Regions from separate parts of the Homo sapiens genome. Here region 2 is linked to region 1. The links are chromatin contacts, found by Hi-C or POLR2A ChIA-PET in ENCODE. All regions are on one chromosome and are shown on one strand. Each heading gives the region's core, a stretch centred on a gene start or an enhancer-like site at or near the end of the contact. The rest is flanking DNA. Distances are from core to core; before and after follow the strand shown. Region 1 has its middle 39 kb from the start of MIR4539. Region 2 has its middle 6.6 kb from the start of MIR4539.

Region 1 (5,306 bases), core at 1,854-4,353:
TAGATTGTAGCTCTGTGCATTATTTTCAAGTTCTTGTTTTCTACCTATAGACTAGATCCTGAATTCTTCTAGATTCTTCCAATCCAACTTTCTTCCATGGAGAAAAATGAGAACTGCTCTGTTCCTGAAGCCCTATAAGCTGAAGCTAGATAAATGCTAAGAAACAAGTCTCATGCTTGATGTCCGAGCCAGACAGAAAGTTCACCAGACTGCCCAATGCCACGACTAGAGACATTCAAACTGCAAAGCAAGATGAGGAATTTCACATTTTCACTCTGTAGACAGCTTCTCCCAAGTCATGGGAACAAGACTCCATATCATAATGGGACTCTTACCTGTCCTAGGGCCTACAGTTTTTACTTGGCTTCCTATTTTATTTATTCAATTAATTGCCTTGAATCCTGGATTCATTATTTATTCAATTAATTGCCTTTAATCCTAGACATTGCATAATCCTATTATGCAAACTAGGATTGTCATGTTATTACTAATTTTACTTTTTATTTTCCCTTTTTAAACTTTGTATCTGTTACTTGCTGAATTTTTTCAGAAGTACAACTTCTAACAGAATATTGCTAGCCCAGCACTTTGAGATAATAGCAAAAGACCACACCACAGACAAAATTGAACTTAATCATTTACTCCAGGTAGACTTAGCCTGAAAGCCACTGTCTTCAAACCTCCTTTGTTACTCAAATGTGGCTAAAAGGATTTTGACACTGACTCCTAGACATCAATCACTCCTTCAAACATGTGACCAGACCAGACACCTGGGACAGGCCCATCCAAATACTGAGGGACATCAGAACCTACCACAGCATGGTCCATCAGTGAGGCTTCCAGAGAAAGACCTTGACCAAAGGGAGAAAATATGATGAAAGTCGTCAGAATCAAAATGGAGTCCCTTGTGTTAAAAAACAAACAAACAAACGAAACTCTGACATATAAAGCCAGAGAAGGCTGAGAAGCATTCTCATGCATAAACACCTACTAGCAAAAACTATCACAAAAGACTATAAAAAACACAGCCTCGCACAAAGGCCATTGCAACCTTACACAAAAAAATACTTCTGCGAGGACAGCTGCCCAGCAACTGCCTGTGCGCCTCATACTGGCATCACCCTTGTTATTGATCCTTGTAGCCAAAGATTATTTCAAAACGATCATGTAATCGTCCTCATTTTTCCTTTAAAAACCTTTGTCGTCTTTTACCTCCCTGAATATGCACATAGTTTATGATGGTATGTGTGCTCCCACTGCAGTGCTTGGGGACCAAGCTCCCTCCACACCTCACTGTTCCCAAATAAATATTTTCTGTTAGAGCCTCTCTCTGTTCATTATTTAGCTCGACAGGTATTTGGTACAGCAGCCAAAACAGGCCAAGACATTGCCCGGAATCTTCCAGCAGTAGACTGGGGGCCCGGATTTGACCCTGGTCAGTTGGACACGGGCTTCTCTCACTCCACCAGATGAGGAACAAATAGTGAGGTGTGGCGGGAGCTTGGTCCCCAAACAGCTCCTCCGGCCATTTGCCCTCCCCACCCACGGACCAGAGACAGGACGAGGGTGAGCCCCGGTGTCAGCCATGTGCCCCAACCCCGGTGCCTCATTTGCTCCTAGGATGCGTCCTGTAGGTCATCTTCTTGCAGCTGTCCCGCTCAGTCTCCCCTCAACCCCTGCTCATGCTCTTGGTGAGCTTATCAATATTATGGTTTCCAATAGCTTCTGTTCATAGTTTCAACTCATATCTGTCCCTAAGTGTGGACTTTTATTCCACGCGTTGGCACTGGCAGTCAGCTATGTGCCTCCTACTCAAGGCATCTGAAACTGCAGGTGGGTAGTCGGCTAAGTCAGGCCCCAAAAGTGTCTTCATCCAGATTCCCAGAACTGTGACTCTGAGATCTTACATGGCAAAAGGGACTTTGCAGATGAGATTAAGCCAATGATCTTGAGATGAGGAGAGGGGCCTGGATTACTTGGGTGGCTCCGAATGTGGGCACAGGTGTCACAGGAGGGAGGCAGAGGGAGACGTGAGAAGGAGAAGGTGCCATGACTCCGAAGCCAGAGGCTCCTGCTGATCCTCCGGCCCCACCCCCACCCCACGGACCATGTGGTCTTTTTAAAACATGAATCTATCAGGACGGCCCATTCAAACCCACAGAGAGGTTCCCACTGCACCAAGAACAAAGTCAGAACTCTCAGGCCTGACCCACTGCCCTCGGCCACCCTGGAGCCCCAGTGCCCCCAGACCCGGTCCTGGCCTCAGAGTGTAACAGGCTCACTCCCACCACCCATCTGCATGGCAGGCGCCTTGCCATCGCCTCCCCTCTGAGAGCACAGACAGCCACAGCTGGCCTCCGGGTGAAAGGATGGATGAACAGTCAGGCCGGGCGAGTGCTCTCAGAGCCTGCTGGCCAACGGAGGCAGCCGCTCAGGCCTCTGCCTGAGCCATGTGCGATCACAGCTGCCGCCCAGCTGTCCCAAGGAGGCAGCTCTTGGCTTTTCCCCTGGGAGTCGAATTCGCAGGGAGTCCCATCCACAGGCCCCTGGGAGGCGGGAAGACATCTCGGTCTCCAAAGCCAGTAACCTGTGATTCCCCTGAGGATGGTGGGAACCTGGTGTGGGGCAGATGATCTGTATTTGAGCTTTGTTTCTCTCTAGCAATTATACCTAGGAAATACCCTAAAATGCACGACGCAATGCACATTGACCCCAGCAAACTCCCCACCCTGCGCCTGTTTCTAGTGCCGGGGCTGCTCCAGCACAGCCTGTGCACTTGACCGAATGTCTACAGCCCTGGCCCTCAGCCACACTGTGTTGTTTTCATGCACCTTCACCCAACAGAATTGCTCCAACAGAGTGATTCAGGGGGCTGCCCTCCAGCACCACTTCCCCTTTCCATGTTACGTAAATGTCCGTTGAGTCCTGACTGACTACAGAAATCTGTCTTCTGGGGGCATGTGATGCCCCAGGTGGCCCAGGGCCCCGCACAGGAATGTGTTTACAGCTTTCCCGGCACTGAAGCCACAGTCGTAACTCAGCCTCCTGACATGGGCCAGGGCCCTCGCCTCCGCACGCTCTGCAGCTCACCCGTGTCGCCACAGCCTGCTGGGCCTGGACGCCACCCTCTAAGGTGGCACTCGGGGCAGAAACATCTGTTTCCAGCTGGTAACAAACAGGACATGTCTGCCTCCCACACCTAAATCAATGCTTGACAAGCCTGGCCTGATCTCGGGGCGCTCACCACCAGCCACCTGCCTGGGCCCAGCCGACCTCCTCTCCCTTGGTATTTTGAGGGAAGGGTCTGAGCCCTTTCTGCCCCCCTAGACTTGTGGACAGAGGCCCCCCAAGACCTGGACAGAAATCAGGCCATAGTCTCCAGCCCCAAAGAGACTTCCAGAGGCCTGCACCTCTCCTCTCCAGCCGAGGCCCTGATGTCTGCGGCTGTGGCCATAGCCGGCTCTATACCTGCCAAGTTTATTCTAGAAAACATTGGTTTGGACAAGACCTCAAAACGGAATTGGGAAAATGAAAGAGAAAAGAGAAAGGATTTCTGCTCTCATTGTAAGGACAAAAAGCAAATTGAAGACCAGCACTGATACAGATCAATAATCACACCAGAAAAAAATATGGCAAAATATCTATATTCTCTTAAGGTGAATAAGTGTTCTCTCAGAATGAGGCTAAGGCCAGGAACAGTGAAAAGTAAGACTGATAAATTTGCCCACAAGGAAAAAAATAAAGTCTCTATAAGGACAAAGCCACCAAAAACAAAGTAAGCACCCCAGGAAAGAAAGTGACCAAAGTATCTAACATGAAAGAGAGCCTGTATTCGCATGAGCTCCCGAGAAACAGAACCCATAGATGTGGATGTGGATATCGACAGAAATAGGTATCAACATAGACACAGGCTATGGCCACAGGTATGGATAGAGGGAGAGATGCGAGAGAGAGATTTTAAGGAATTGGCTCACACAGTTGTGGAGACGAATGTCCAAAATCTGCAGGGCAAACCAGCAGGCTGGTGACCCAGAGAAGAGCTGAGGCTGCTGCTCCCGTCCAAAGTTCAGCCTGCTGGCAGAATTCTGTCCTCCTTGGGGACTGCCGTCTGTTTTCTCTTAAGGCCTCCAACTGCCTGGATGAGGCCCACCCACATTATGGATGATGATCTGCCTTACTCAAAGTCCACAGGTTGAAATGTTAATAACATCTAAAAATCACCTGCACTATCTAGACTGGTGTTTGGCCAAATATCTGGGTAGTATGGCCTGCCCAAGTTAACACCTAAAATTAACTATCAGAGTCCAAGTAAGTGAATGTAAAAAACAAACAAACAAACAAACAAAAACATGATGAATGAGACAAGCTCGACCTTGAAGAAGTTTTCAGTGGAACGTGGGGAAGAGGAGTTCTCTTTAGCCAGCTGCAGACACAAATAGCCAATAGAACACATGGAGAGTGTTAGAAGTCACAAATCGTCAATGGAAAGCAACTTACAATGTGATGTTCATTGAACATCTACTGTGTGCCAGGCCAAGGGCTAAGGTGGACACGTGCAGTGTGTCTGCACTGCGGCACTAAGGTCCTGGTGGGGAATGGATAATACAATTAAAAACAAATCACAAAGAAACCAGAAGAGGAAAAAAAGCAATTAAAAACAAATAAATGCTCCATAAAGGACAACAGCGCCAGCTGAGGGTGTGGCCATCAATGCCAGGCATCCAGAATATGTCCTTGGGGACATGGACCACTGGGAGGTGCATCCCAGGCAAAAGGAGCAGGAGGGGAAGGGTCCAGGCCAGAAACATGCTTGCCAAGTTCAAGAGCGGTGGGAAGGCCAGTGGGCTTGGGAAGGAGTGGGCTGGAAGGACAGGCCAGAGGCCAGACTGCATGGGGCCAGACTGGCCCTGATTCCAGCCTTGGACTTCACTCTGTGGTGATAGGAGACCCTCAGAGGGACTTGGGGAGGGGTTGTGTGTTTTCCTGGGAGCCACAGAAAAGTGAGTGACACTGGGCTGAGGAAGGAAGTCACAGGACCCACCAGTGTCTGCGCAGGAGTCCCAGTGGAAGAGCAGAAAAAATCCAGGAGAAGATACAAAAGTATTCAAAAGTAATTCAAAATAGCAAAAATCCAAAATATTCAATAATTTAAATGGTATTACTTAAAATAGTATTATAAATAATAAAAATATATTATTAAAAATAATAGATTACTGGCTTTAATACCAATGTACAGAAATCCGTTTTATTTCTATAGACCAGCAACAAACGGAAAATGTGATTCTTATAAAGATGCCAGATGTCTG
Region 2 (5,172 bases), core at 478-2,977, 34 kb before region 1:
ACACACTGACACAGACACACAGGAGCATGTGATACACTAACACGTGGACACACACGTCTACCCACAGGCACACAACAGATGGACACGCGTACACAGACATGCACACACCCACAGGCACAACACGTGCGCATGCCGGCCGGCCCCCGCCAACATTCTCCCAGGGCCCTGCCGGATACTCTGTCCCTGCAGCAGTTTGCTCCCTGCGCTGTGCTGGCACCGGGGCTTTGGGCCCAGGCTCTGCTTGTCCTTCTGTCTCTGCTTGGAGGTGCTGCCATGGCACCCAGCTTGTGCTCTGCCTGGGGAGCGGAGGCCCCAGGGATAGCATGTGACCCCTGCTGAGGCCAGGCTCCTGATGAAGGCAGCAGATAGCCCCCACACCCACCGGTGAGCAGAACCAGAGCCTGTGCCATGTGCTGAGAGCAGGCAGTGACTAAGCATATGGGCCCAGAGGGCAGAGTGGCTGCCCTGGGCAGCTGCTCCTCTTAGCAGGAGGCCTCAGGAGATGAGCTAGAGCAAGTCTGCCCCTGCAAATACCACCTGCTCCCCAACCCACAGCAGGGAGCAGGCGAGGTCAGACAGCAGCAGCCCGGGAAGGACCGAGCCCCAGCAGGGAAGGCAGGGCCCGAGTGAGGTCTCCACACCCAACGCACAGTGCTGTCTCTAACTGGGGCCACCTCCGAGTCCCCGCCACACTCTTGGCCCTTTGGAGTCCTGGGCTCCAGGTGTCTCCCAAGGGCCCATCTGTGCAGGGGATGCAACCCCCCGAATGTCCTCATCCCACTGTGGAGCTCAGGTCTCTGTCTGCTCCCTGGGTCCTGGCAGGGTAGGACAAGTCCGCCAGGATGTCCCCATGCAGACTCTGCTCCAAGAGGGAGCTGGAGAGTCAGGGCCTTGGTGAGGGAGTCAGGATCGGGTTCCCCCCAGCTCAGTCCTCCCACCTGCCAGCCCCCACAGCACAGGGCAGGGCCACACCCCCTGCTTCCCCCTCCAGGAGAGTCAGGACATGCTGGCCGCTGCTCCGCTGGGGCCCCGCCCTCCAGCCCCCACCTTGGTCTGTGTGCTGCATCCCCCACGCTCTCTCTGCCACCCCAGGACTCTGAGGAAAAGACCTCAGAGTCCCAGCCCTGCCCAGTCTCGGCCTGTGCCCCCGCTGCATCAGGCTTTCAGGGGCCCAGCCCATGCCCTGGGCAGTGCCCGAGCCCCCCTGCACTTGCTCTCCCCACCCCTGGGTGCAGCACAGCCTAGGGGCCAAGGGTGGGCCTAGAGGATGGGCCCCGGGGGGGCTTTGCTGGGTGCCACCCCAGCCTGACCCTATTCCCCCGTGCTGTGTCTCCTGCAGAGGGGGAGGTGAGCGCCGACGAGGAGGGCTTTGAGAACCTGTGGGCCACCGCCTCCACCTTCATCGTCCTCTTCCTCCTGAGCCTCTTCTACAGTACCACCGTCACCTTGTTCAAGGTAGCACGGCTGTGGCACAGGGAGGAGGGTGCAGGGCGAGTGTGGGGCCCAGGGAGCAGCCTGGGCTGGACGTCTAGCCCGGAGGCCCCCACACCACCCCACTGGGTCATCTCTGCCCCGGCTCCCTTCCCGACCACGGGGAAAGCATTTCACACTGTCTCTGTTGCCTGTAGGTGAAATGATCCCAACAGAAGAACATCGGAGACCAGAGAGAGGAACTCAAAGGGGCGCTGCCTCCGGGTCTGGGGTCCTGGCCTGCGTGGCCTGTTGGCACGTGTTTCTCTTCCCCGCCCGGCCTCCAGTTGTGTGCTCTCACACAGGCTTCCTTCTCGACCGGCAGGGGCTGGCTGGCTTGCAGGCCACGAGGTGGGCTCTACCCCACACTGCTTTGCTGTGTATACGCTTGTTGCCCTGAAATAAATATGCACATTTTATCCATGAAACTGCTTTCTGGTGAGGGTTTTTGTTTCTTTTTCAAAACTTTCCTGCTACATGGGCATCTCAAGGGGGACCCCAGTTCCAAAGGGAGCTGTGGAAAAGAGCGCTGGGTCAGCCAGCGCAGGGGGTTTCGAGGAAAGCCACGTGCCCAGGAAAGGGGCCGCAGAAGCAGGTGGGCCAGACTCAGACTCGGGGCATGCCCAGCCTGATGGAAGGAAGGGGACTGAGCAGGAGAGGGTTCCAGGCCTGGTCCTCCAAGCACAGCCTGAATTGAGAGACTGGGGCTCAGGCCTCGGGGGCCTCTGTGTGTGCTCCACATGCCTACAACTGCCCGGGTCACCTTGCCACCCTTCCCAGCAAGCCCAGACAGTTCTTGGCCTTGCCCCAAACCTTCATGATGTGTGGTGCACGCCACCGGGATCCAGGAGGTGCAGGCTGAGCCCTCGAGAGCATGTGGGCCTCACCGGGATCCAGGAGGTGCAGGCTGAGCCCTCGAGAGCATGTGGGCCTGTCTGCACAGTGTGGGGGCCTTGCACTCCACAGGAGCACAGGGGTGGGGTAGCAGTCGCGCCCGTGGCAGGGGAGTGGAAGTTGGAGCAAAAGTTTCAGGTGAACGAGTGTCTTAGTCTAATTGGGCAGCTATCACAAAACACTATCGGCTGCAAAGCTTGAGCAACAGACATTTGCCTCCCACAGCGCTGGAGGCTGAAAGTCTAAGATCAAGGCGCCGGCAACTTCAACGTCTGGCGAGGGCCAATTCCCAGCTCAGAGACGCGCCTCCTCACTGCATCCTCGCGCAGCCGAAGATGGTGAAGGAGCTCTCAGGGTCTCTGTCATACAGGCACTAAGCCCGTCACGAGGGTCTCTCTCATACAGGCACTAAGCCCGTCACGAGGGTCTCTCTCATACAGGCACTAAGCCCGTCACGAGGGTCTCTCTCATACAGGCACTAAGCCCGTCACGAGGGTCTCTCTCATACAGGCACTAAGCCCGTCACGAGGGTCTCTCTCATACAGGCACTAAGCCCGTCACGAGGGTCTCTCTCATACAGGCACTAAGCCCGTCACGAGGGTCTCTCTCATACAGGCACTAAGCCCGTCACGAGGGTCTCTCTCATACAGGCACTAAGCCCGTCACGAGGGTCTCTCTCATACAGGCACTAAGCCCGTCACGAGGTCCTCATCATTGCCCAGATGCTAGGGCTCCCAGTGCCATCCCCTTGTGGATGAGGATGGGGGGCGTGACCATGTCGTCCTTAGAAGCCGTTAGGGAATGCATAGTGGGGAGGACAAGTCTCTGCCATCACCCTGAAGATGGGCAGGTGGTGGCCAGGCTTGGGGCAGTGCCGAAAAATGACTCCCCAGGTAGGTGGGAGCAGGATCAAAGAGCAGGGGATTTTTTCAGAGATGGCAGCCAAGCCAAAGTTGGGGGCTCATGCCAGGAGGCTCACTTGGCCATGGTGCAGTCACCCAGGGGTGACCCACAGTCCATGGCAAAGTCAAGGACAGCAGTGGCTGTGAGACCAGGGTGGAGGCAGGTGGCTGGGGGGAGAGGACCAGGCTGGAAGGACTGGGCAGACCCCAAGGCCATAGAAGTGTCCTAGAGGAAGCATCCAGGATGGCGTCTTGGGAGGGCTCATAAGCTGGGGGCCCAGAAGGAGGACATTTCAGGTTCTGAGGAGCAGCCTGGCACTTGCTCTGAGCCAGCTGTCATGGGTATCTGGGGGCTGCTGGGTACAAGTTGTGTCCCTCCCACTAAATGTGCTCTCCACATGGACCCGGCCCGCCCTTCTGTCCCTGCTGGATCCCTGAGCTGGCACCAGCCCTGCCCTCAGAGACAATGTCCAGGAGACAGGTGGAGGTGCACGTGTGGGTCCCTGGGGAAATCCATCCTCCAACCGTGGGCTCCGAGTCGCCTCCCAGCCTCTCGCTCCAGCTTCACCCCATGTAGCTCATCACAGGCTCAACCTCCCAGCCTGGGGGAGGATGGAGTGAGGAGCCCCACACTGCCCAGGGCACACCCAGGGGGCTGGGGAGTCTGCACTGGGCTGGGGCAGGGAGGCCTCGTGCAGCCTGTGGGGCTGGCAGCTCAGGACAACACTCGTATCCGTTAACTGTGGCCCTGGCAACACTGCACCCCAGACTGCGTGGCTTAAACAACAGACGTTTATTCCGTCCTGGTTCTGGAGGCCGGGCATCTGGGATGGAGGCCTTGGCGGGGCTGGCTCCTCTGTGTCACGGGAGACTCTGTTCCAGGCTCTCTCCCTGCTGCTGGGCTTTGCCGGCCGTCTCTGGTGCTCTTGGCTTATGGAAGCAGCACCATCTTCACAGGGCGTTCTCCACACGTGCTGTCTGTGCCCAGATTCCCCCTTTTCATGAGGACAGCAGTCATATTGGATCAGAGGCTTGCCCTACTCCAGGGTGACCTCATCTGAACTTGATTGCAGCTGCAAAGACTGTTTCCAGACAAGGTCACATTCTGTGGTCCTGGGGGTTAGGACTTCGACACATTAATTTACAGGGGACACATTTTAACCCATGACAGTTTGCCCTCCGTTCCCCCCATAATCATGTCCTTCTCACAGGCAAAATCCCTGCATCCCATAGCAACATCTCCAGAACGGCTGACCCCTTCCAGCACCAACTCTTAGTCCACAATCTCAGCGAAATATCACCTGCATCAAGTGTGGGAGAAACCCAGGGTGAGATTCATTCTGGGTGAAATTCCTCTCCATCTGTGGACCTTTGTAACTTGACAAGAAGTTATCTGCTTCCAAAGTACAATGATGGGGCAGGCATAGGATGGACATTCCTATTCTAAAAGGGATACATAGAAAGGGAGAGAGGAGCCATGGGTCCCAAGCAAGCCCAAACCCAGCAGGGAAAGCTGCATTAGATTTAAGGCTCAAGGCTCATCCTCCTGGGTCCGTGCTCCATCTTCCAGGCCCACTGGGGTGACCCCATGCTCTTCGCCCATGGTGGCCAGAGCCCCCACAGCCTCCTCATCTTTGGCTCTGATCTCAAAGTCACCCTTCCTTCATTTTTTCTGGTCTTCTTTCCCTTCCATCCAATTGGCATTGTTTCTTCTGTTTTACAATTCACAAAATCCTTGTCAGCTTCCCATGAAATTCCTGGGGGTTTGAGTCATCAGACAAGAGAGCCCTGCACAGTTATATCCTCAATAACCTTATCTCTACTCCTGGTTTCTGCTGAGATGGTTGATTGGATCCATAAGTCATGATTCCAATCTCTTTAACAAATGGTTGCCCAGACACATCCT

What was found. A loop is a pair of places that touch in the nucleus more often than their neighbours do. ChIA-PET counts read pairs that join two places held with the same protein, here RNA polymerase II (POLR2A). Pooled maps may share reads with other maps.
Region 2: a map of B cell shows a loop between it and region 1 (11-fold over the local background). The contact joins two enhancer-like sites. A Hi-C loop is called at or near these places in 2 of 168 maps with a recorded cell type or tissue (B cell and OCI-LY7), 2 of 37 single-sample maps with no recorded cell type and 6 of 50 pooled maps. POLR2A ChIA-PET finds 5 or more read pairs at or near these places in 6 of 52 experiments (B cell, GM10248, GM12878 and 3 more).

What each region holds. Positions count from the first base shown.
Region 1 is chr14:105,815,893-105,821,198 of GRCh38, reverse strand. It overlaps IGH. Among named protein-coding and RNA genes, the nearest start is that of MIR4539, 39 kb to the left of the region's middle. RefSeq lists an enhancer at 2,365-3,573. Within about 2 kb of position 3,103, at least 3 of the 41 ENCODE cell types and tissues checked have a DNase peak (open chromatin) inside an H3K27ac peak, as active enhancers do; they include B cell and OCI-LY7, where a contact is called at or near this core.
Region 2 is chr14:105,848,431-105,853,602 of GRCh38, reverse strand. It overlaps IGH and IGHM. Among named protein-coding and RNA genes, the nearest start is that of MIR4539, 6.6 kb to the left of the region's middle. Within about 2 kb of position 1,727, at least 3 of the 41 ENCODE cell types and tissues checked have a DNase peak (open chromatin) inside an H3K27ac peak, as active enhancers do; they include B cell and OCI-LY7, where a contact is called at or near this core.